Linked DNA regions of Homo sapiens: region 2 is linked to region 1. Evidence: chromatin loops called from intact Hi-C (ENCODE). Cell type or tissue: breast epithelium. All regions are shown on one strand. Each heading gives the region's core, and the rest is flanking DNA. Links, peaks and the distances in the headings are about the cores only.

What was found. A loop is a pair of places that touch in the nucleus more often than their neighbours do. Peaks named below come from ENCODE experiments on the same cell type or tissue, not always from the same donor. Only the 100,000 strongest peaks of a DNase experiment are listed, where the experiment ranks them.
Region 2: it touches region 1 in a loop (8-fold over the local background); 1 of 110 quality-filtered maps calls a loop at or near these places.

What each region holds. Positions count from the first base shown.
Region 1 is chr15:88,216,956-88,228,855 of GRCh38, forward strand. All of the region lies in intron 3 of NTRK3 (neurotrophic receptor tyrosine kinase 3), which reads right to left. Among named protein-coding and RNA genes, the nearest start is that of NTRK3-AS1, 30 kb to the right of the region's middle. In breast epithelium, for the core only: no CTCF peak of the experiment used is centred there; a DNase peak (open chromatin) is centred at 5,121.
Region 2 is chr15:88,067,515-88,079,414 of GRCh38, forward strand. The region is part of intron 13 of NTRK3 (neurotrophic receptor tyrosine kinase 3); the gene reads right to left. Among named protein-coding and RNA genes, the nearest start is that of MIR11181, 130 kb to the left of the region's middle. RefSeq lists an enhancer at 5,491-6,086. In breast epithelium, for the core only: no CTCF peak of the experiment used is centred there; no DNase peak of the experiment used is centred there; H3K27ac peaks cover 59 bases.

The DNA of each region.
Region 1 (11,900 bases), core at 1,549-9,548:
TTGAAGTTTGACATTAACAGAGCTTCAAAAAAATGACTCTTATGGCCGATAAGCACATGAAGACATACTTGACATCACTAATCATTACGGAAATGCACATCAAAACCATGAGATGCCACCTCATAACCACTAGGGTGGACACTAAAAAAAACAAAAAATAACAAGAGTTGGTGAGGATGTGGAGACATTAGGCTGCTGGTGGTAATGTAAAATGGTACAACCACTAAGGAAAACAGTGTGGTAGTTCCCCAGTTAAACAAAGAATTGCCATGTAGTCCAACAACTCTACTTCTGGGTAAATGCCCAAAAAGATTAAAGGTCTCAAAGAGATAACTAACGGTATACCCGTGTTCTCAGCAGCCCTGTTCACAATAATCAAAGGGTTAAAGTAACCCGTGTATCCATCGCAGATGAATGGATAACAAAATGTGGTAAATACACACCATGGACTACTATCCAGCCTTAGAAAGGAAGAAAATTCTGACAAACTCTACAGTAGAGATGAACCTTGAGGACATTATGCTAAGTGAAACAAGCCAGTCACAAAAATACAAACGCTGTCCGATTCCACTTACATGAGGTACCTAGAACAGCCAGATTTCTAGAGACAGAAAGTGGTGGTTGCCAGGGGAGGGGGGAATGGGGAAATGAGGAAGAGTTGTTGTTTAATCGCATAGAGTTTCAGTTTTGCAAGATGAAAAGAGTTTGGGAGACCAGTTACACAGCAATGTGGATGTGCTTAACGTTGCTGAGCTGTACACTTAAAAATGGTTAGAATGGTAAATTTTATTATGTGTTTTGTAGCACAATTTTTTTTTTTTGAGGCGGAGTCTCACTCTGTCGCCCAGGCTGGAATGCAATGACACTATCTTGGCTCACTGCAAGCTCCGCCTCCCGGGTTCCCGCCATTCTCCTGCCTCAGCCTCCCGAGTAGCTGGGACTACAGGCGCCCGCCACCGCGTCCGGTTAATTTTTTTTGTATTTTTAATAGAGACGGGGTTTCACCGTTTTAGCACAATTTTTTAAGGCTCTTGTGCCCATTCTCCAGGCCGCCTCTGGGGGTCGCTGTCTTGGACGAACACCTGGACAACAGCAATCTCAACCCTCCCTAAAGACCCACTGTGGGGGCCCAGAACATCTCTGTTCCCCCGAGTTGAATGCAGGTGTGCTTCAAGAAACCATTTCTAGTCTAGCCTGACTACGTCCCTGGGCAAGTCACAGATTCTCTCGTCTGTGAAATGGGAGCATCTGCCTTTGCTATAAACAAGACCACTATGTTGAGGCCTCTGATGGACATTTCTATGCAGCCTCCATAGAAAACCTCCTAAAGAGAAATAAACAAGACTTCTCCATGCAGCTACGGTTGCTGGTGAAGACCCAGGCTATGGGGCCAGGCAGCCTGGGATGTCAACCTTGCCTCTACCACTTATCAGCTCTGTGATCCAGCACAGCTTACTGTGACCCAGCACAGCTTACTGGATCTCTCTGAGCTTACATTTCCTCCTCTGTAAAATGGGATAATAATGCTCATCAACTAGCCCTGTCCTGGGGATTCAAGACAATGCTTGCTAAGGGCTGGGGCACAGAAGGCACTCAATGTTCAATCATAGGACGTGATGATTCTGAGTTTTAACCACCATGCTGTCAGCTGGAGCCCTGTGCACCACTCTTGGGCTCACAGTCTGACTGCAGGGCCTGGGGACCTTGGGAAGCATTATCCCTAGGCACAAGTGACTCTGTTGCTTCTGTGCCCTGCACCATTTCCTGAGCTGCCCGAAAGCTCAATGATGTCATCACCAGGATCAGCACCTGCATCTGCTCCGGTCACAGGAGGCCCTGATGCCGCATTAACCCCTGTGAGAGGTGGAGCTTTAGAGTGCTCAGGAATCCCTTGCCCTAAGAGTTCTCTATTCTCATCCAAATCCACCTGTTTGTAAACCCAGCCAGTATTCCCTTTAAGGCCTTCCTCCATTCCAGTGCCAAGGACCGTCTGTACTGGAGGGGGCATGGCATCACCCACGTGGTCTCTCACAACACAGCCTGGATGACAGATGCCATAGCAACAGCCCTAGCAACAATGACAGGAGACGACCTCTTGGCCACAGACTGGTGGGAAATATGTAAACAACAATCTGCACGCATGAAGGAAAGGCTGTGGAAGGCCTGAGGCAGACCTACATGTGCAGGATGGCACCCGCCTGGGCAGAGAGAGAAGCCCATTAGCAGAGTCCAACTTCCCCCTTCAATATCAAAGCAAAATAATCAATGAAAAAAGACAGGAGGGGCCTAAAATCCTTTTGACCTGCAGCAAATTAAGTTTAATCCTCTCCAGCCAGCTGTGTGGCTGTTTGGGTACAACTGGGCTGTCTACTAGGAAACTGACAGCCCCCTGAAACCCACAGACGGGGGCCAAGAGGAGAAGTCCCAGCCAGCAGCTGGAATGCTGCAACTGATGAGGCATCCCAGAGTCCCTCACTGTGCAGGGCTGGACCCTTGGGGCAGAAGGCTGGCCTCCTGGCCTCAATGCCTATTGGCAATGGAACCAAGCAAAACCTTAGGAGACAGAACCAATCCTGTTTCCCTCACACTGAGCTAAATTCTGGAAGAAACAGTCATTCTCCCTGGATGAAGTCGACTAAACCCAAACTTCTACTAGCCCAGCTGTGAACCAGCACTTCCATTTCCAAAACAGTACATTCTGGTGGGAACTGAAGCTCCTGAAGTGGGTGACTTGTCCAGGCTTCCAGGGGTGGTGGAGGTCAAAATCAAGACTGGAAGAATCTTGATGGTGATGCCTAACACGCACTGAGCACTTCTGAGTGCCAGGCCCTGCACTGAGTGCATTACATCATCTCTCAGCCCATGCTCTCTGCACCCCTCTGAGATGGGCAGCATTATCCCCACTGCACACATGGTGAAGCAAAGGTCTGCAAAATGGCTTGCCCAAGGTCACACAGCTCTCACTGAAGAACTTGCATCCAAACCCAGAAATGCCCGCACCCCCTCCTCTCTTGCTTCTGCTAGCCCAGCCAAAGATGCAGCTATCGACTGCCAGGAGAGAGAGCTTCAAATGCCCAGAGAAAATCCCCAAGTAAATCAGACTACAATTTAATAAGCTTGGGTTTAAAAGAAGGCATAATCAGCAGACTAAAATATAATAAGATAAAATAAAATAAATGAAATAAAGAAATGAAAAAGAATGCCAGTAGCAGGGATGACAATGACCACCATGGCTTTGAGCCACATGTAGGAACCCTGAAAAAGCTCCCCCAAGCAAATCAACCGCTCATGCATTTCTTGGGGTTGTGGAGTCCCATGGCAGGGGTCCTACTGTAGGCACGGAGAGGGGTGATGGCCCACAGGAAAATCCTAGCCTCTCCTACTCAGAAGAATGACCGAAACCTCAAAGGCCACCAAGACAGAGACCTGTGGGTCAGCCCCCAATGGGGCCTGCTGGAGAGAAAACGCCATGGGCTTGCAGGTACAGATGGGAGTTCAAATCTAGGCTCTGCCACTCAGTAGCTGTGTGACGCCAGCAAGTCACTTAAATTTGGAAGCCTCGGATCTGAAAAATAGTGAGAGCAAGGTCCACTGTGTGAGTTGGTGAGAATGAAATGGGTCAGAGATGAGAAGAGGCCCAGCCCTGGAAGGCTCTTGGGAAATGTTGGCAAGAGGAAGGCCCCTTTCCAGGCAGTCACAGGAGCCCACACAGCTTTCAAGCCAGCCATTTCCTGCACATGGCCACAAACACCTGCAGCCAGCTTCTTCCCAGCGAGAGCGGGAACGTCCAAAAGATCTGTCCCTCAAGCCAGAGGAATGCTGGCCACAGGACTCCCCATTCCCACCCCACAGTCAAGCCACTTGAAATAGGACACATCCATAGGAAGTGATCATGGCAGAAAGGTCCCAAGAGATCAACCCGTCCAGAGATCTAAACCCTGGATGCCTCTGAACCTCCAGGGGATACGTCTCAAAAATGCTGATTCTTGGGCTTAACCCCAGAGTACAGGCTCAGAATTCCTGGAATGGGGCTCAGTTCTCTGCATTTTTAACAAACTCTCCTGGGGATTCTGAAACACAGCCAGGGTTGGGAATCTAGTCCAATGCTTTCATTTTAGAAAGAAAGAAACTCTATTGCTGGTGGACTTCATGCGGATTAATTTCAATTACTCTTTTCCTGGTTATAAAGTAATACAGACGTATTGTGGAAAGTCTGGAAAAACTGAAAACATATAAAGAAAAGTAAAGTCACTGGCAATTACGGCTCCCAGAGGTAACCATCTTCAGCCTGAAAGCATTTCCTCCCGTCTTCATTCTTAGAGGATGAGATGATGATGGATGGACAACTTGAATCCTAGCTTTTCTTCACTTAATATTTCACCTTAGGTATTTGCTGATGTCATTACAAATTCATAAGAAAAAAACATCAATAAAGATGAGAAAAATAACAGCAATTTTAACCATGTTACCAAAGTAAATAGCTAGTGAATACCAAGGGCAGAGCCACATAACCTGATCCTGATGCAATGCTTACTTTTTCAACAAGGAGTTTACCGTCAGGTGCGGTGGCTCACGCCTGTAATCCCAACACCTGGGAGGCTGAGGCAGGTGGATCCCTTGAGCCCAGGAGTTTGAGACCAGCCTGGGCAACATGGTGGAACCTCATCTCTATTTAAAAAAATAAAATGTTGAAAATTAAATAATAAAAATGAAATAAAATAAAACAAAGAATTTGCCACCCCTTAACAGAGAGTGCAGGCCAGGGAAAAGAGCACTGAGGCCAGTCCCGTAGTGACGGGTGAATGGGGAGGTGGGAGGGGGGCTTGTTCAATGGCTCACAAGGGCCTGACTAGATTACAACAAACATAAACTAATGACACAGCTGTTGAGACCGATTAGGCTGCACAATAGAAAAATTACAGGATTGTTTGGTCCCAACAATATAAGATTAATTTATCAATACAGCTTACGCGGCACTGCAGAGATAACTGCCAGAACCAGGGCTTCTTGCACACCTTACATGCAACTGGAATCTCTTGGCCACGTACCTGTCATACCTCAAAGCATACCTCAAAGCATGAGCTAGAAAGGCCTGTCATACCTCAAAGCATGAGCTAGAAAGCAGACTTTGCAGCCCATGTTGGGTGAGGCAGTACAGAGGGACTGTTTGCCAACTAACTGGAATGCACGTGGGTCAGAACTCAGAGATTCTCTGTGACACGGGCATAGGAACAGATCCCAGTGCCCAGCTGTAACACATACATGCAACTATATATGACTCTTATGCCAGCTTAGTTCTGAATCTGACACATCACCCACACTAAAACCTCACAACAAGGCTATGCAGCAGGTACTGTTATTATTCCCATTTTACAGAACAGGAAACTGAGACAGGTTCAATGGCTTAGCCAAGGTCACACGGCTGGCAAGAAAAGCAGCTCTAGTGTTCAAATTCAGGCAGGATCCACAGTTTACGTTCCTAACCCTGAAGCTGCCTTTCAATAATACAACAATCATATTTTTTAAAGATATATCATCCCTCATTTTAATCATCCATTTCAGTTTATGGAGCACATTTCTAGAACATTTCACACAGAACGCAGAACATTAATCTTGTGAAACAGCCTGTGATTTCCATTCATAGGTGGGGAAACTGAGGCACATAGAGCTCAAAGACTTGCCCAAGAAGTTTAGGTTGCCCAGTTGTGAGGTGAAAGTAGACAAAACTGCCACTTTCCTGGCACTTTGAGGTGATTGACTGCTTCCTGGAGGTCATGGCCATAATCTGTGACCAGAGTGCCCACTTCTGAAGTGTGGGGTGCCAGGCACTTGGAATTCTCACAATCACCCTAGGAGGCAAGTACCATTATTAACAGCAGATTAAGAAACCGAGGCCCAGGGAGGCTCAATGACTCACTGAACATCCCGCAGTCAGGCAGCGGCGAAGTGAGACCAAGGGGTCCCTGAGGAACCCGCAGGATTCTTTTGGGGTTCTGGACTGCCTCACACTGGGCTGAGAGCCCTCCAAGCTCAAACCAAGAAGTGGGGAGAGGAGGGAGAGGAAGGAGATGGGGCGATGGGGCTGGCAGGAGGGTGGGCGGCAGGGGAGAAAAGGTGCTTGCCTCCCTGCTCCCTCCAGCCAGAGCTGCGGGCTCGGGAGGCGGGTGGGATTGGGCAGAAGGCAGATGTCAGCCACTCCAGCTGGAACACCCCCAGCACACGGCCCCCAGGGCGGACAGTGACTGCTTCCAAATCAGCCGAGTGGAATGTCCTTGACCAGCCGGCCAGGGCAAAGCATCACACCAGGTCACCCGGGAGGACGCAGTGGCCTGTGTCACCAGGCGTGAGTGCTGGAGGAGGGGGCTGGCCGCTGGTCACAGCTGTGCCCCCTGCTGCCTCATTGCTCCCTTCCTCCCCAGAGCCCCTCTCTGCCCACACGCTCAGAGGCAGAAGGAGCAGCTGGCAGGCGAAGACTGCACCAGGGACAAGAAGGCAAAGGCCGTGGGCAACAAGGGTGGGCTTGTGGGGAGTTTTGCAAGGGCCAGAGACTGCGGAGCAGGGCCTGGGTATGCCCAGGGGCCAGAAGCAGGCCTGGGGCAGCCCTAGGTAAGGAGGCAGCATTCACATGTCAGAGAGCCCTGTCCAATGCAACGCCACCACTTCATCGCTCCATGGTCTTGGACAAAGTACTCAACCTTTTGGGGTCTTCCTCTGTGTTTCCTTATATATGTAATGGGCATAATAATACCGTCTACCTCCTTGGGCCACAGGAGGATTCAGTGGGCTACTGCACATTAAAAACCCTTCGCACAGTGCTGGCTGGCCAGGATTGTTATTCACAAGGTAGTAGCAGAAGACTTAGAAAGTTCGGCCCAGGGTAGAGGCTAGAAACCGAGGCAGTGCTCCAAAGGCAGAAGAACAAAGTGACAAGGGACAACCAGGCATGGGAGGTGTTATTAGGAGCAAGATGAGGGCAGTGAGATGGCATTCATTCTGTTGACCAGAGGGAGTTGCAGAGTTAACAGGACACAGAGTTGGCCTCCAGGCAACACTCAAGGTAGCACCCACATAGCTAGGAAGGCCCGGGGCCGGAGACCTATTGTCTGATCTGGTGTGATCTCAGATTCTGCATCTCAGAGCTGGTGCAGATAATGTAAGACAAGAGGCCTGGGCCTCTCGTCCTAAGGATGATACAGTGTCAGAAGGCCCCTTTGTGAGCATGGGGCTGAGAAAGATGAGGCCCCAAGTTCAGATCAGGATGCTCCCTGCAAGGTGAGGGGCCAGCCCTGCACCAGGCACCAGAACTCAGAACCTAGATCTGAAAGGCAGAGACTAGGACAGGCTGAACAGTTGGCCTGCAGAGTCTGAGGCCTGGAGAGCAAGTCGTGAGAACGCTATTTCCCAGCATGAGAAGAACATGCCCAGCAGGTGCAGACAAGTCCCACACAGTCTGCATTCCGGGGCCTCAACAAGCTGGGTCTAAATACTCTCTCCTTCACCTCCCAGCTGAGGGGACCTTGGGTACATTATGAACCGCTAAGCCTCAGTTTCCTCTTCTGTCCAATGAAGCTAATGACAGTATTAATTTGAATTTCAGATAAGCATTGTTATTCCTGAGATCATCTCTATAAAGTCCATAGCAGGGCCTGGAACCTATTAAGACTTCAGTCATCAGGTTCTATCACGACTGTCATTATTCTCACCCATGCTGTTATCTGGCCTGTGACACTGCTTCTACAGCAGAAACGCACTGCCCAGGTACCTACCAGGAGTGCTGCGACTCTGGGAAGGTAGGGTTGATAAGGCACAGCCTGCTGCTGACCTTGAGGTGTCCCTGTCTTGTTAGGGAGGCAGCTACATAAATTATCCTGGCACATGGAGGCAGGCAGAGTGGCAGAGGTGTGCACAAGGCCCTCACTCTTGGCACTGGAGCTGGAGAATCAAACCAACCCCTGGGGAGCAGGGTGTCACTAGTGCAGGACTGCAGTCCCTTGCCTTGCAAAGTGGGCTATTTTGATCCTGTTTGCCTTTTTATTTTCCTATAATGATCTCCACTTTATTTTCCCTTAGTAGTTAGTGAAGTTCTCTTCTTTTAAATGCCAGCCACTACCAAGAGGTTGCGGGAAAGATGATGTTTCTCACAGCGTGGTGGGTAGCGGAGTGTACCCCTGGGCCAGAGGGTGATGGCAGGAATAATGAAAGGGGAAGAAGCCCAAGATGAAACTAAAAGGGACGTGTCAAGGCACCCCAGTGGATCTCTACCCCTGTGCTGCTGGGTTTGCTTTCCAATGCAGGTCGGGGTTTTGCTTGAGTGAGAGAAGACATTTCTGCACAAATACTGGGCTTAAGCAGGTATGGGTTCTCTGCTGGGTGGAGGTGAGCAGGGGCTATACCCTCTGTACTACCCTGATCCTAAAAGAGACCAGCCAGTCAGAGCTGCAGAAGCCACCCATCCCACCTCCTTTCTGCAAACCCCAAAAACCCTCTGTTTTCTGTAGGAGGGACCCCTGGATGCTGTTCAGAGTGGAGAAGGCTCCCAAAGCAAGCTGCAGATGAATGAAGTGGGAGGATGAAGAGTCCAGGAGATGAAGAAGAGAGACAAGATGGGGGACAGGGCAGGGCTGCAGGGCGTGGGAAGCTTCTCTCTTGATATCTCTGTTTTAAGTCATCCACAGTTCCGATTCACAAAGCAGGGTCACAATTATCAGTACAAGCCAGGCACAGCCCACTTCCCCTCTTCTGACAGTGCTGATGTTTCCCAACCAGATCCATGCAGACCAGATCCAAAACCCTCTCCAGAAACTCAGGGAGCCGACAGCCCCGTACACCACACCTCACGGCAGGCAGGAGGAGGGATGGGAGGAGATTGAAGGAAGGGCCAGAACAACAAGGCACAGATCCCTTCCTGGGGGTCCGATAGGCTGCAGTCAGCAGTCACCCGCTACCTAGACATGCACAGCCTGCTGCTGCCTCTGGCCCTGATCTGCTCAGACCCCAGACCCTGGAGAGATGGCCCTTCTAAAGGGCCGAGGTGACAAGACAAGGGCGATCCCAGGAAGCAGTCTGGAAGTCGAGAGAACACTGGATGTGAAGTCAAAGGCATGGTAGGAGTCTTCACTCTGTGATGTCCCCACTGTGCAACACCAGGCAAGTCCTCTTCCTTTCAGGCCTCAGTTTCCTCATCTGTAGAATGCAGGGAGTGAGCCAGACCGTCTCTAAGTCCTTAGCTCTGGGACCAAGAGTCCTAAGCCCAGGGCAGCACCTGCCGGTTGCCCCCTGCAGACCCCTTCCATGGGTTCCTCTCCCTTCATCCCTGCCCTCCAATGCCCTCAGCACATGCTCTCTCCTCCACCCCAGAGGTTGCAGCCACCAGAGCATCCCTCAGGGTAGATCCCAGGAAGTGCCGACTGGATGGTGTGAGTGGATAAGAAACAGGCCACGAGCAGTCCACAAGGTGGCCCTGAGATGCCGGGGAAGGCCAGGCACTGAAGGGCAGTGAGATGACCCACAATGGGGGTGGGTCTCCAGTTCCAACACTCACTTCCTAGAGAACAGTCTGGCTTCTGAAATTTCAGACACAAATTATTCCAGAGGCCAGGGAAGTCCAGCCTCAAAAGTCCCTCCTCCTTGTCCTCAGGCCCCCACTGCCCTCCATCCTGACATACCAGGGGGAGCACTGAGCCATCTCTGGGCCGCACGGCCCCTATGGCTGATGCAAATCTCCATCAAACCCCCACCCCTGCCCCTGGGCCCACACTCACATGGTCTTGTGTCCCGTTCCATTATTAATAAAAGTAACAACAATAATCACACTCAACTTGTAGAGAGCCCTTAGCATTGTACCAGGCCAAGTGTTTTGCAGAAATTATCTTACTTAATCCTCTCAGTCACCCAGTGAAGGAGGGGTGATAGCCCCATTTTACAGAGCAGCAAACTGAGGCTCAGAGAGGTTAAGTATCACTGAGAAGATTTAGAACATCTGACCTGAGCTCTCATCTTCTTTCCACTTTATGTATGCATCTGCACATTCACCTTTTCCACTTTCCCTCCTTTTACAGAGATAGAGGATGCTCTTCTTTTATTTATCCAAAACCCAGCATAAAGTGAGGCTCTGTGGACAGAGATGAACGATGGTGCCCCAGCCTTCCAGGAAATCTCAGCTTCAGTTTGCACCTCTTATTCTCTCTCTCCCAAATCCTCCATGCCCTGCATCCTCCCCGTCGGGTCTCTCCTGCTCCTTCAGGCTCTCCCATCCACTGGCTCTTCCTTTGTGCCCACATTTCCCTTAAAAAGCTGCATTTCCCACCAACCTATCACCAGCTTTCCCTTGGTGTTAGGAGCTGACTGCTGTCCACTCCTCACCCCCAACATAAAATTCATTTGTTGAAGTCCTAGCCCCTACCTAGAGCCTCGGTGTGTGACTGTATTTGGAGATAGAACCTTTAAAGAGGTAATTAAGATACAATGAGGTCATTAGGATGGGCCTTAATCCAATGTGACTGGGTCCTTATAAGAGGAAATGTGGGCAGGTGAAAAGAGAGACACCGGGGACATGTGCACACAGAAGGATGACCAGGTGAAGGGGCAGCAAGAAGGCCGCCATCTGCAAGCCAAGGAGAGAGGCCCTAGAGGAACCCAGTCCTGCTGGCTCCTTGATGTTGGACTTCCAGCCTCTAGAACGGTGAGGAATCCACTTCTTCTGTTTAAGACACCCAGTCTGTGGGACTTCGTTATGGCAGCAGCAGCAGATTAACACACCTGGTAACCAAACCCTCAGGGGAACACTCACTGCCCGTTCCTCCCTCCCCCTTTACCCACCTCAGTTCTGGGCCACTGAGGTCGCTGACCACTACCCTCCCCCTAGAAGCTGCATGCCCCTCGCAGCAGTACCAAGCATTCCCCTTGCTAGCTCACTCCCGTGGGTCCTTTCTCCTTACTCCTGTATCCAGATGGAAACAGGGTTCTCACCTTGGCCCTCCTCCCTTCTTCATGTTCACTGGCATCCTTGGCTTCAGCCCTCACCTCTAGACACATAATTCACTAACCTGCAGGCCTGGTTTTTATGCCCAAGCCAGCCCAGAAACTCCAACTGCTGGCAGACATCTGCCTCTGGATTTCCAGGCCAAACCTAAACCCAATGTGTGAAACCAGAATCATGCTTTTCCTTCTCATATCCACTCCCTGCTGATCTTCCTCTATCTCTGGGCACGTCACTCCCCTCTCTCCTGGGCTCCCCACTGGAAATCCCAGCACTGAGAATCCATGCATGCCCCCTCAGCTCAAATCCTGCCACTCTGACCTCCATGCCATTTCTCTCTCCCACCCCCTCTTCCTATATCTGATTTTCATCCCTCCATCTGGAGAGATTCCACACCTCCCGCTGGATCTCCCCATCCTGGCTGTCTGCTACTTCCAATCCATGGCTGGCTGTTATGGCTCAATCTTCCTGAAACATGAGTCTCATCCTATCAGTCCCCTTGCCCCCATACTACCCTGTAGTGCATAAAGGATCTGTCTACACCTGCACTCAGAGCCTCTGGGAGCTGTGGTAATTGCTGCCCCTTCCAACTCCCTTCCTCTTGGTCAGTTGTGACCCACCACTCAGATCCCACCACAGCCTTCCTGATTCCCCTGGGCAGAAACAGACCCTCCTCCAGGAAAACCCACAGCACATGACCCCAGTACTCTTCACCTCTTCCCTTGTATTATAGTTGTCTATTGGGGTCATCACTGTGATCCTCAAAATAACTTCCACAAAGCCTCACACGCAGTAACAGAGGGGAACTGGAGGTCTGCAAGCCAACAAGCTCTCTAGATATGGCAGCACCCCCAGAAGCCCCTCCAGCTTCTGCCCCCTTCACCTCACCTTGCCATAGAGATTGAAAGCCACATGTTCATCT
Region 2 (11,900 bases), core at 1,659-9,658, 150 kb before region 1:
GATGTGATTCTACACGTGCTCAGCAGCTAAATTTGTGGTGGGTCAGAGCAGCAGTGCTTGTTCAGCAGAAACATATGAACTTGGGAAAACCAAGAGGTCAGAGAGGACGTGGGAGGGGGCTGAAGGCTCTCTAGACCTGCCCTGGATGAGTCCACCCATTTGAAGGAAGGTGGGGAGAAAAGAGGCCAAAGTTGGTAGAATCTAAATGCACATTCTGGGTTCAAATCCCAGCTCTACCTCTTATTTGAGCTCTCAGTCTCAATTTTCTATAAAATGAGAATCCTGTAAGTCCCTAAGTCACAAGATTGAGGTCAAGATTAAGTGTAATATACATGAAAAGTCCTTGACACAGGACTTGATGGAGAGCAAGTGCTCATTAATGAAGACTACTGCTCTTCACATGTTGTTATTATCCTCATTATGTTGTTATACCTTTTACAGCAGTTTTTTACAGGATCCACATCTTACGGGCTGTGACTATCTTAGGAAAGAGAATTACCTACATGTATATTCCTACCTCAGGAATAGAGTGGATACTGGGCAAATGTTTAATGACTAAACATAACTACCTAGACTCTTTCTTTAAGTGATACAAGAAAGAAAAGGTGAGGATACAGAACACTATTAAGGTTTATGGCCAGGTGCAGTGGCTCACGTCTGTTACCCCAGCACTTTGGGAGGCTGAGGAGAGGGGATCACTTGAGGCCAGGAGTTCGAGACCAGCCTGGACAACATGGTGAAACCACATCTCTACTAAAAACATAAATATTAGCCAGGTGTGGTGGTGCTCACCTGTAATCCCAGCTACTCAGGAGGCTGAGGAAGAGAATTGCTTGAACCCGGGAGGTGGAGGCTGCAGTGAGCCAAGATTGTGCCATTGCACTCCAGCCTGGGCGAGAGAGGGAAACTCCATCTCAAAAAAACAAAACAAAACAAAACAAAACAAAAAAACACTATTAAGGTTTAGAAAAAGGAATACTTTGACTACCAGCACTGGGCAGCTTCATGTTCAACAAAGCATGCAAGATATTAACTGAGACTTTAAAAGCCAAGATATAGGGCTCAGAAAGGATAGACAAGGCAAGCAGCTGCTGTGAGGTCAACAAAAGCTGAATCAAAGGCCTGCCAAAAAGCAGCAAGGGGTCTTGCTGGGGTTTGCATGGCAGATCTGCACTGAACCCACTTAGCATGGGCCCGTGGCTATCCTGCTCAGCAACTCAGGACAGTAGGGTAGGGGTCGTCAAAGCAGGCAGAGCAAGAAGGGCAAGGAGGGAGCAGATTTTGGGGCTCCAGGGAGATGCCATTTACTGGCTAACAATGGGGTTTGTCTCGATGGGGAAGCAAATGGAGCCAAGAGGACCCAGGTATCAGAGGAGACCAAGAGATTAGAGGTCAAGGTAGGGTACAAAAAGGAAAGTAGAGCAGGAAGAAGGAAGAAAGAGAGGTAGGTACGTCTGGATTGAAGAGAAATTCCAAGCCACAAAGCAAGCCAAGAACTGGCTATTATGGGGCTGTAATGGAGTGTACATGAAGGTCACCGGCAAGGAAGGCTTAATCATGGGGAGATGAAGACTGCCAAAAGTTATCAACATTGCAGCCTCAGATCTTGAAACTTCAGTCCCACTCTCAAGTCCTACAGTAGAAGCATGAAACTTTAGGACAACCTTGCAGAAAGAGATCAATCATAACCACCTCTGGGCAAGTTCCTCTTGCCTTCTCAATCCAAAGTGGCATCACCATATAAAAGGTTGTCAGAAAGGAGGCTGTATGAGCTCATGGTAGAGCACCCCAAAGACCTATGATTATTATTTCAAGTCCTGGTTTGCTACCATCTTGATGAGTCACATTCAACAAGTTTTTCCAGAGTAGGGAAAGAATTAAAGGTATTAATTAAGACTACCAGAACTACACAGAAAACTGAGGTGGCATGCTAACACCTGGGATTCCAAGGATGATGCAGCGGTGTCAGGGGGAGCAATGGAAGTGTGGAGCCTGGGTGTAGGCAGAGCTACACCGGAACCTCCCGTGAAGAAGCATGCTTCTTGGAGAGGAATGCCAATGGAAGATGCTAAGGAGCAAGAAGCAGAACACTATCACTCAGGATCCAGAGATGCCCAGGCCTGTGTTAACAGGGCTGGAGGCAGATGGGGCCACGATATGAAGGAAATTGGCACAGAACACGTAGGATTTTGCTTCCAAACTGCCAGATGCCAGCTCCAGCTTTCCATCTGCCTCTTCTCATTCTCTCCTTTAGTGTTTCACTGTTTACATGGTACACGTCCAAATACATTTGCTGAACTCACAGAGGGAAGCTGGCTTGGTGAAAAGGCCAGGGATCTCAGGCCCCGAACAGCCCAGAAATACAAGGTGCCTCCTCTCTGGCACTTGGAAAGTCAGAACTCACAGGTCGCTGTTGAGAGTCTAGGGCGATCTCAGAAAGATCCAGGACACCACAGGAAGGGATACACTTGTTACTGCAGAACATGTTGCAACCTCAGCTGCCCCAAATCCATCTCACAGCTGTTTCTTTTTGCTCCCTTCTTCCTTCCTGCCAGCATCCTTCAGTGCTACCATGTGATTCAGGGTTATCAATAGAGAAATATGAGACGTCCTCTATGAATTTAACAGAAAACTGGCCTCTATGGGCAATGCTATTCTAAAAACGAATGAGAAGAGGAGAAAAGGTAAAGACTAGAAGGAGATCTAGGAAGTACCAAATGCCCTGAGATCTAGCAGCCTTGGGCAGTTTCCTTAGAGTTACCTCTGCCAGGTCTACCAGAGACAGCAAGAGCCCTCCTCTTTCCCTTCAAGCTCCTGCCTTGATCGTCCCCCAACTTGAGCCAGAAGGAAGGCAAGCAGGGGCGGGCTACCCACAGAGAGGGGCGCTGGGGTCTCTGTGGGCATTCTGGCCATTCACATACAGAGTCATCACAGGTCTGGATGTGGTGAAAGGAGCAGAGAAACATGACAAGGGATACAGAGGCAGAAATCAGCTTTGCTTCCTTCAATTAGAGAAGGTCATGTCAGGAGGACTCCTTAAATTCAAGTGGCCAAAAATCAGCCCTAGTCCAAACTCCCATTCCCAGATCCACTCCCCTCCTTCCTTCCTGATCTCCAGTAGCCTCTCCTCACTCCCCTCCACCCACTCCCCCAGCCCAGTGAAACTCAAGCCCAACCACCTGTCCACTCAACATCCACCTAGGTCTGCAGGGAAGCCTGGTAGTAAAAGCCTGAGCCAGCACCACAGCAAAATGTTTCTTCTTGTCTTGAACTAGAAATCAGTGAATGATGTTCTTGACAACAAGGGGCCTCAGGACCACATTTAACCAGCACCCAAAAAGAAAAGCCATAACCAAAACCCAAGGAGAGAGAAAAGGAAGGCAAGATAAAAAGGAGGAGGAGAAGGAAGATTCCTAGCCCTCTAGCAGAAAAACAGATAAATAAAGGCTATTAGGAAATAAATAAAAGATACAGAAAGAGACATCAGCCTGGGCCTGGAATGATTTTTTTCTCTTGCTGTAGTAATGATCTGATTAGGGTTCAATCCTACTGCATTCTTCATGTCCTAACTCATCTTCACTGAGTCTAAACTGCCCAGGGAAGAAGGATGGCAGTCATGCAGGAGGCAGCTCCGATTAAGTCCCAGGCCCGATGAACTGAGGATTGCACATACCTCCTTGCACCTGAGGCCCGAGGACTCACTGCATCCCAGCGATGAGGGCAGAAGCGGGTGCTACTTTCCTCCTGACTGACTCTGCAGGGAGCAGCCTGGCTGGGAGGCCTCTCTTCACCTTGCCTGCTTCCTTCCTGAGCACAAGCTGCAGGTGGAGGGAGCCACAGTGCCTGCTGCCGAGATTTCAACCTGTCACTTCTGTTTGGGTTTCTCTTCCAGTGTGTCAGTCTCACTTGGCCAAGGCCAGAATACCAGGGAAGTTATATGGGCTGGCACAAGCTAATGCATCCAAGAGCAGCACCTTTATCTCTGAACAGCTACATCAGTGCTTCTGATACAGCTGAGATAAGGAAAAAGGAACAGATATTTATTGTGCACCTATTATGGTTAGGCAGCATACTGCTTGATTTTATGAACATAATTTCAATCTGAGCAGTGGGCCTAAGAGGTAAGACGTTATTATTCCCATTTTATAGCTAGGATCGCTGAGGGAGACTAAATAACATACTCCAAGTTACATAGCTTGAAAGCGCTGATGCTCCTTATGGGAGAATACTAGAGAAAATGGATTGACTACCTATGCTATAAAGGACCACAACTGTGCCAGAAGTAGGAATTAGCAGGCAGAGAATTTTTGTTTTTGTGTTTGCTCTTCTGAGGCCCCATACTCCTTGCCTCTGTCCAGCTTTTGAGTCCTCTTTTGGTGCCTTGGCTCTTAGTAGTTCCTGCCCTGGCAGAGTAACACAGTCCATGGAGAATCCTGGAAAGATTTCCAGGGTTCCAGGGTTCTCACAGACCCCAGGCAAAATCAAACATCTTTTTTTTTTTTTTTTTTTGAGATGGAGTCTTGCACTGTTGCCCTGACTGGAGTGCAGTGGTGTGATCTCGGCTCCCTGTAACCTCCGCCTCCCGGGTTCAAGGAATTCTCCTGCCTCAGCCTCCTGAGTAGCTGGGATTACAGGCACCGCCACCATGCCTGGCTAATTTTTTGTATTTTCAGTAGAGATGGGGTTTCACTATGTTGGTCAGACTGGTCTCGAACTCCTGACCTCATGATCCGACTGCCTCAGCCTCCCAAAGTGCTGGGATTACAGGCATAAGCTACCGCGCCTGGCCCCAAACATCCTTTTCATACTCCCCTCAGGGGCTCTCGGGAGTCCCAGAGCAGAGTGACGCAGACCAGCTCAGCTCAGGGCTGATTTTGGTTTTCTTTGAATCAATTACAGTGCAAGACACTGAAAGGCAACTAGCAATTTATTCCGGAGAGGGAGAGGTCTCACTCTTCCAAGTCTTTCATCAGGCTGAGGTTGCCCTTTTCTTCTTTCCGTTGTTGTTTTTCATTTTATTTCCTTCTTTATTTTTTAACTGCTTTGAGTCACATTTAAGCAAGACAGCCAAAAGCTCCAGGCCATCTAGAAATAAACACAGTTTATTCTTATTGTAACACAGTTAATGCACAATTTGATGAGACACCCTTGGTTTGAAGAATTCAGGGAAGTTGTACCAAGAGGGCAGAGGTATGATGGGCACTTGAAGGCTGAGAGGTTTGGCAACCTGGCTTTTGGGGGAGAGGCTAATAAGGACTGCCAGGCTGAGGAGCAAGAGAGGGAAAGCGGGCAGTGCTGGCTGGGCCACAGCAGGAAGCCATCATGGGCCAATCCGGAGTTATGCGTGTTCTTTTTCCTGGCAGCCCAGCATCAGCCCAGTCAAGACAGCTCACCTTCAGAGGAGAGAAAAACCAAGCATTTATTAAGCATCAACCATTAGTTTATTCAATCCTCACAACAATCTTAGAAGCCCATAGTTCCCATTTGACAGATGGGAAAAATGGGGCTCAGGTAGCTTGAGGGTCACGGAGTGGTGAGACAGGCTTTGCTCTCATGCCTGACAGATCCCAGAGCTATTAATAACATTGGTGTAAAGACACCTGCGGTTCTCAAAGCCTGGTTCTCAGACCAGCAGCATCAGCCTCACCTGGGATCTTGTTAAAAATGCACATTCTTGGGTTCCATCCTTCTCCCACAATTGGAAGAGAAACTCTGGGGCAGGGGCCCAGCGATCTGCCTGTTAACAAGCCCTCTGTGTAATGCTAATGTAGATTGTTCAAGAGCATTCAGCTGACTGGGAAGCATGGCCTAAAACAGTGATTCCCATAGTGTGAGCCCCAGGTCAGCAGCAGCAGCATCACCTGGAAACTGGTGAGAAAGTCAAGCTCCCAGCTTGTTACTGATATACTGAATCCAAGAGTCAGGGGTGGGGCCCAGAGGCGGGTGTTGTCACAAGCCTTTCAGGTGGCTCATAAGCATGCTCAAGCTGGACAACCATGGGCCAGTTTACATCCTGCCGCCCCTTCTTCCAGGAAGGGAGGGCAGTATAAGCAAAGAAAACCCAGAGTGCTTTCCTGTGGGCCATTAACAGCCACCCTTAGGCTGCCCAGGTACAAAATAATGGAGATTCTATAACTCATTAACAAGCTCCAGGAGTTAAATAGTTGAACTTGTTATCTTTGCCTGAAGGACAAAGAGAGAAGAAGGCAAGAGAGAAAATCTAAGGATGCAAGCCCTGGGGGAGGGTCCAGAGTGCTGCAACACCCCCCCGCCCCACCCCGCAGGGAAGAGGAAATAGAGAGGCTTGGTAGGATGGCAAGACAGGGGTGTTCATGGGGGAAGACTGAGAAAAAAGCATGTGTCTCCAATGGTTTGTTTTCTGTTTTTATTTCTTTGTTTGTTTCTTTGTTTCTGGTATTATGTATTCCAGAAGCAACCAGGCAGGAAGATGTGTGGCCTCAGGTAACTCACCAAATGGAAACTGATCTGTAGAAGAAATATACCAGACCAAGGGGGCTTGTCTCTGTCTCTCCGGAATATGCAGGTGCTACCAGCCCCTGATGAACACCGACCATGTGCCAAGCGCCATGGAGCAAGCTTAATGTACACCATTGGGTTTAGTTCTCACTGTAGCCCCCACTTCCCACTTCACAGAAGAGGAGACAGAGACTCAGAGGACTAAGTATTATACTCAAAGTCATACAGCTTGGAAATAAAAGCAGTGTCCTCTCTTGTCTTGCTGCCGGAAAGAACCAGGTGGCCTCTGGTCCAGCTCCATCCATTAGAATGATGAAGTGCATGGCACTGCCCAAAATGGTGGCCACTGGCCACATGTGGTTACTGAGCTCTTGAAATGTGGCTACTTCTTCTGAGAAGCTGGTTTTTAAGTTTTATTTCATTTTAGTTAATTTAAATTGCCCACACACGGCTAGCAGCCATCGTATTGGAGAGTGCAGCTCTAGACCACTGGTGAGTCCCTGTCTCTGACATCAGGCTGATCCTGTCCCCTGGATGACTCAAGCTCCGAGAGAAGTGGAGACAGGATTCTCACCCAGGCCCTAATCATGGAAAGAGCAACAAACACCCTTTGGCTTGGGTCACTCCCACCCAGCATCCTCTTGCTAGTAAATGATGACATCAATAGCCGTATATGATGTGGTTTTCCTGTGGCTCTGCCAAAGAAAATCTCTCTTTTCCTGGACCATCCCATTTCTACCATCAAACTAGAGAAATTCATCTTGATATACAGGTTCCTTGGGATTCGAATTGACAGACCTAGTCAGAAAGCAACGCCGGTCCTTAAATCGTGCTATCTTTAAGGCACAGTGCCAGAGCTCTCAGAACCTCCATTTTCCCATCTGTAAAATGGGAATAAAATAATCACCTATGATAGTTATTGGAATCAAGTGAGCTGATGTATGATGTAAGGGACTTTCTACATCTCCCGGCACCCTTTTCCCCTTACACCCAATTCCACTCCACGATTCCTGTCTGACCTGTAAGCTCCAGGGGGTTGTTCTAACTATTAATGGACTATAAGGCACCTCACATTTCCACCTTAAACAATATCTCCCCAAACTCCTTCTAGAATTAGTGTTGGAACCTACATGTAAACTGTACAGTGACCCTGCAGTGTGCATCCCTCAGCTGCCTGGATCAGCTGGGCCTCCCTGCCATGAACTTGACCACCCTGGCTCCTGCATGCTGGGCCTGAGCCAAGCCCACCCGAGGGCCTGAGCCACCATCCACAGGGTCAACAACTCTATCTGCATGACGTCAGCCCCTGTCTAGCCGGGAACTCAGCGAGGATGTCAAAAATCAAATTAATTTTGCCTTCACCAGTATGACTGTCAATAAAAAGTTATTATTCAGTCAGTAGATGTTTTAATTACCCAAATGTCAAGCACTGTCACCCTCCATTAGCAGCTTAACGGTCCTAATAGACAACGCCCTGAAAGGAACCTCAGGAGAATCCTGAGCCCCACTGTGTCCCTAAAGAGGACCCCAGCAGAGCCACTTCACCCTAACCATTCACATTCCCTTCTTATAAGTCTCCAAAGGAGAAGTCTCCCTTTTTTCTTTATGTTTGTTGTTGTTGTTGTTGTTGTTGCTGTATTTCTAAAAGTCTCTCTCTCGAAGAGCATCCATGTACCTCAAAATTCCCTCCACCCAGCTGCAATTTCTCTTGCTTCGGTTCCATGATGGTTATTTGCAACAACAGTAGATACTGTTTTGTAGGCCACAAAGTAGAGGGACCCTGAGCACCACTTGGTGGGGGCAGGGGGTGTCACATGAGAGTCCCAATTCTACTACTTGCTGACCATGTGCCTGGGGACAAATTATTCAGCTTCCTTGGGCTTCAGTTTCCTCACCTGCGAAATAAGGATAGTCATACGTACTTTCTATGAGATCATGTATGTGAAGCACTAAACTCAGAGCCTGGCACACACTCAGCTTTCAGCTTAGGCTAGACACTGGTTTTGATGGTGGTGGTGCTATTGTTGTAGATTTAGGAAGCATCACAGAGCATGTATTAGTCTGTTCTCATGCTGCTAATAAAGACATACCTGAGACTGCGTAATTTATAAAGAAAAAGAGGTTTAATGGACTCATAGTTCCACTTTGCTGGGGAGGCCTCACAATTATGGCAGAAGGCTAAGGTGGAAGCAAGATATGTTTTACATGGTGGCAGGTAAGAGGATGTGTGCAGGGGAACTGCCCTTTATAAAACCATCAGATCTCATGAGACTTATTCACTATCATAAGACCAGCACTGGAAAACCCACTCCCATGATTCAGTTACCTCCCACTGAGTCCCTCCCACAACATATGGGAATTATAGGAGCCACAATTCAAGATGAGATTTGGGTGGGGAGACAGCCAAACCATATCAGAGCAGATTAAGTGGGATTTCCTCTTTCAAGTCCTCTCCTGACCCCTCACTACATCATCCTCTAATCCCCTAGTGCACCAGATGAGGCTTCTTTCACTGCCTTCATTGATGGTTTCATTTATTCAAATAATATTTCAATGTAAACACCTACCACATGCCAAAAACTGCTCTCAGACAGGGGATACAAGAAGAAAATAGACAGGGAACTTGTCTTCACAGAGCATTAGGAGGGAGCTGATGACTTATCAAGTAAGTATACATATGTAAAAAAAAAAAAAAAAAAAGCACTTAAAGCTGTGACGAATGCAATGAAGGAAAAGTACAGTGTACTATGAGAGAAAGCACAAAGGGGGCCTAACATTATCCAGCAAGCAGGGAACCACAGGTTTTAAAACACTTTTGAGGCTGGGTGCAGTGGCTCATGCCTGCAATCTCAACACTTTGGGAATCCGAGGTGGGTGGATCACCTGAGGTCAGGAGTTTGAGACCAGCCTGGTGAACATGGTGAAACCCCCACCTCTACCAAAAATACAAAAAATTAGCCGGGTGCAGTGCCATGTGCCTGTAGTCCCAGTACTCGGGAGGCTGAGGCATGAGAATCGCTTGAACCTAGGAGGCGGAGGTTGCAACGAGCCGAGATCATGCCACTGCACTCCAGCCAGGGTGACAGAGCTAGACTCCATCAAATAAATAAATAAATAAAACATTTTTGAGGATGAAACTGCATTTCTCCAAGCAGATAAATGAAGGAATGGACAGTTGGATGGATATAAATATTTCTGCTCTACCTTCAGTTGCTAAACTTTCCCCTGGCTTCTGGCCCCTTCCTCCCATTCCTGCTCCCTTCACTGGGTTTTTGCCTTCACTTTCTCTGTTCTCAGCAACATCTTGACCCCAGACCAATGTTTTATCTTGAGTCACGAACTGCATGGCTCAGAAATGCTGCCTGGAATGCCATTTCTTCTCAAAAACCCTTACGTAGCCAACATTTTCCAGTCTGCCTTCCCAGCCCTGCCTCCCCCACCCTCGCCCTCACCCCAGAGTTGTCTCCACGCCTCCCCATGGGAGTTTAAAAATGGAAAGCCACGTGCAAATCAAAACCTTGAGAAACCCGGCACTTTGGAGAAGTAAGCACCTTCCTGGGAAGGTGGTTTATGCCTGAGTCATTTGTCTGGCTACATTAGACTCCAAGGCCTCAGGCAGGGGAACAACGACGACGTTATATCTCCTAGCCTGCTGAACACAGTAGGGGTACTCAACAAATCATAAATAATGACAAGGATGAGGCAGCAAGTGGGAAGACTGAGTGAAACACTCTAAAAACCTCCCTCCTGTACTTGGAGCTGTCACGGAGTTGGGATGTGGCCCCGTTTCCTGCCTGAGCCTCTAGGCAAGGAACTTTACCCTGTTTGTAAAATAACAGGTGGGTCTCCTTCCCAGACACACAACTTAGAAACACTGGCACCAATAACCACACAACACAGCCAACTGAGGACAGAGCAGTGTGGGCTGCAAAGACAGAATCTCACAGGAAATCTCGGATCATGTCCTAACAGGCCCCACAGGCCTCCTGGGCTACAGGGATCCAGCCAGCAGCTCCCATTGGTTTGAGAATGGCAGCAAAGACAGCAACCCCCTGCCCAGGGGCCATGCCTCTAAGAATAGAGGACAAACACATTCAGAGTTGGACAGAAGCTTGAATCTATAAGGTGTATACATCATGTCCTTGAACAGATGGGTCTCTTGACATCTCGGCACCTCCTCAGCTCTGTCCTCTTAGCATGGGCTCAGGGTCTGTTGCAATGTACACCCTATTGTATGTTCTGGGGGTAGAGGTACAGCAATACAGAAAGTCCCTGCTCTCAGGGAGCTTTGTCCTTATTGGCGAAGAAGCACATACCTCACATGGCACGTCCCAACAGGTGCTTCGATAATAGTAAAGTGGGGTTAAAGAAAAGTGGGGTCAGGCCTGGTGCGGTGGCTCACGCCTGTAATCCCGGCACTTCGGGAGGCCTAGGATCACTTGAAGTCAGGAGTTCAAAGACCAGCCTGGCCAACATGGCGAAACCCTGTCTCTACTAAAAATACAAAAATTAGCTGGACATGGTGGTGCACGCCTGTAATCTCAGCTACTCAGGAGGCTGACGCAGGAGAATCACTTGAACCCGGGAGGTGGAGGTTGCAGTGAGCCAAGATCGCACCATTGCACTCCAGCCTGGGCAACAGAGTGAGACTCCATCTCAAAGTTAAAAACAACAACAACAACAAAAGAAAAGTGAGGTAAGTGAAGGCCTCTGCCACCTTGTGACCTCAGAACTGGGACCTAAGCTCAGCAGGGGATGAACCATAAGGAGTCCTGGGGAAGCGACACTCCAGGCAGAGGGAGACACAGGGCAAAGGTCCTAAGGGAAGATGTTCTTCTATATCTGGGCAACAGCAAAAAGGCTGATGTGGCCAGAGTGGACGAGCACGGGGGAAAGTGGCAGGGGCTTAGGTCAGGAGGTGTGGGGCCTTTGGCTTTCCGCTGCATGCGATGGGGCACCCCAGTGGGTCTGAAGGACTGGAGGGAGCCTCACAGTGTGTTCTCAAAGGACCCCTCTGGCTGCTGGGTAGAGATGGGAGTGCAGGGAGCACAGGTGAACAGGTGAACATGGGGAGCCCAGTCGGTGGATGTGGTGTTGGCGGAGGGGTGGCGTTTGCGGGCAGCCTTCACAGCTGTGGAGCAAGAAGGGATGGTGGCAGGAACTAGGTGGTACTTGTGGAGGTGCTGGGAAATGGTTAGACTCGTGACACAGTTTGAAGTCAGAACAAAGAGACTGGGATTAGATGTGAAGTAAGAGAGTCATCAAAGACGATCAGCGTTTTGACAAGAGCTAGGCCAGCAGCTAGCACAGAGCAGGTCCTCACACACATTAGAGCTTTTCTCCCTTCCCCAGCGCACCTGCCATCAGTCACAGGTGCCAAGAAAGCGGACGGATATACCAGGATGCCCCTGCTTCCAGAAGTT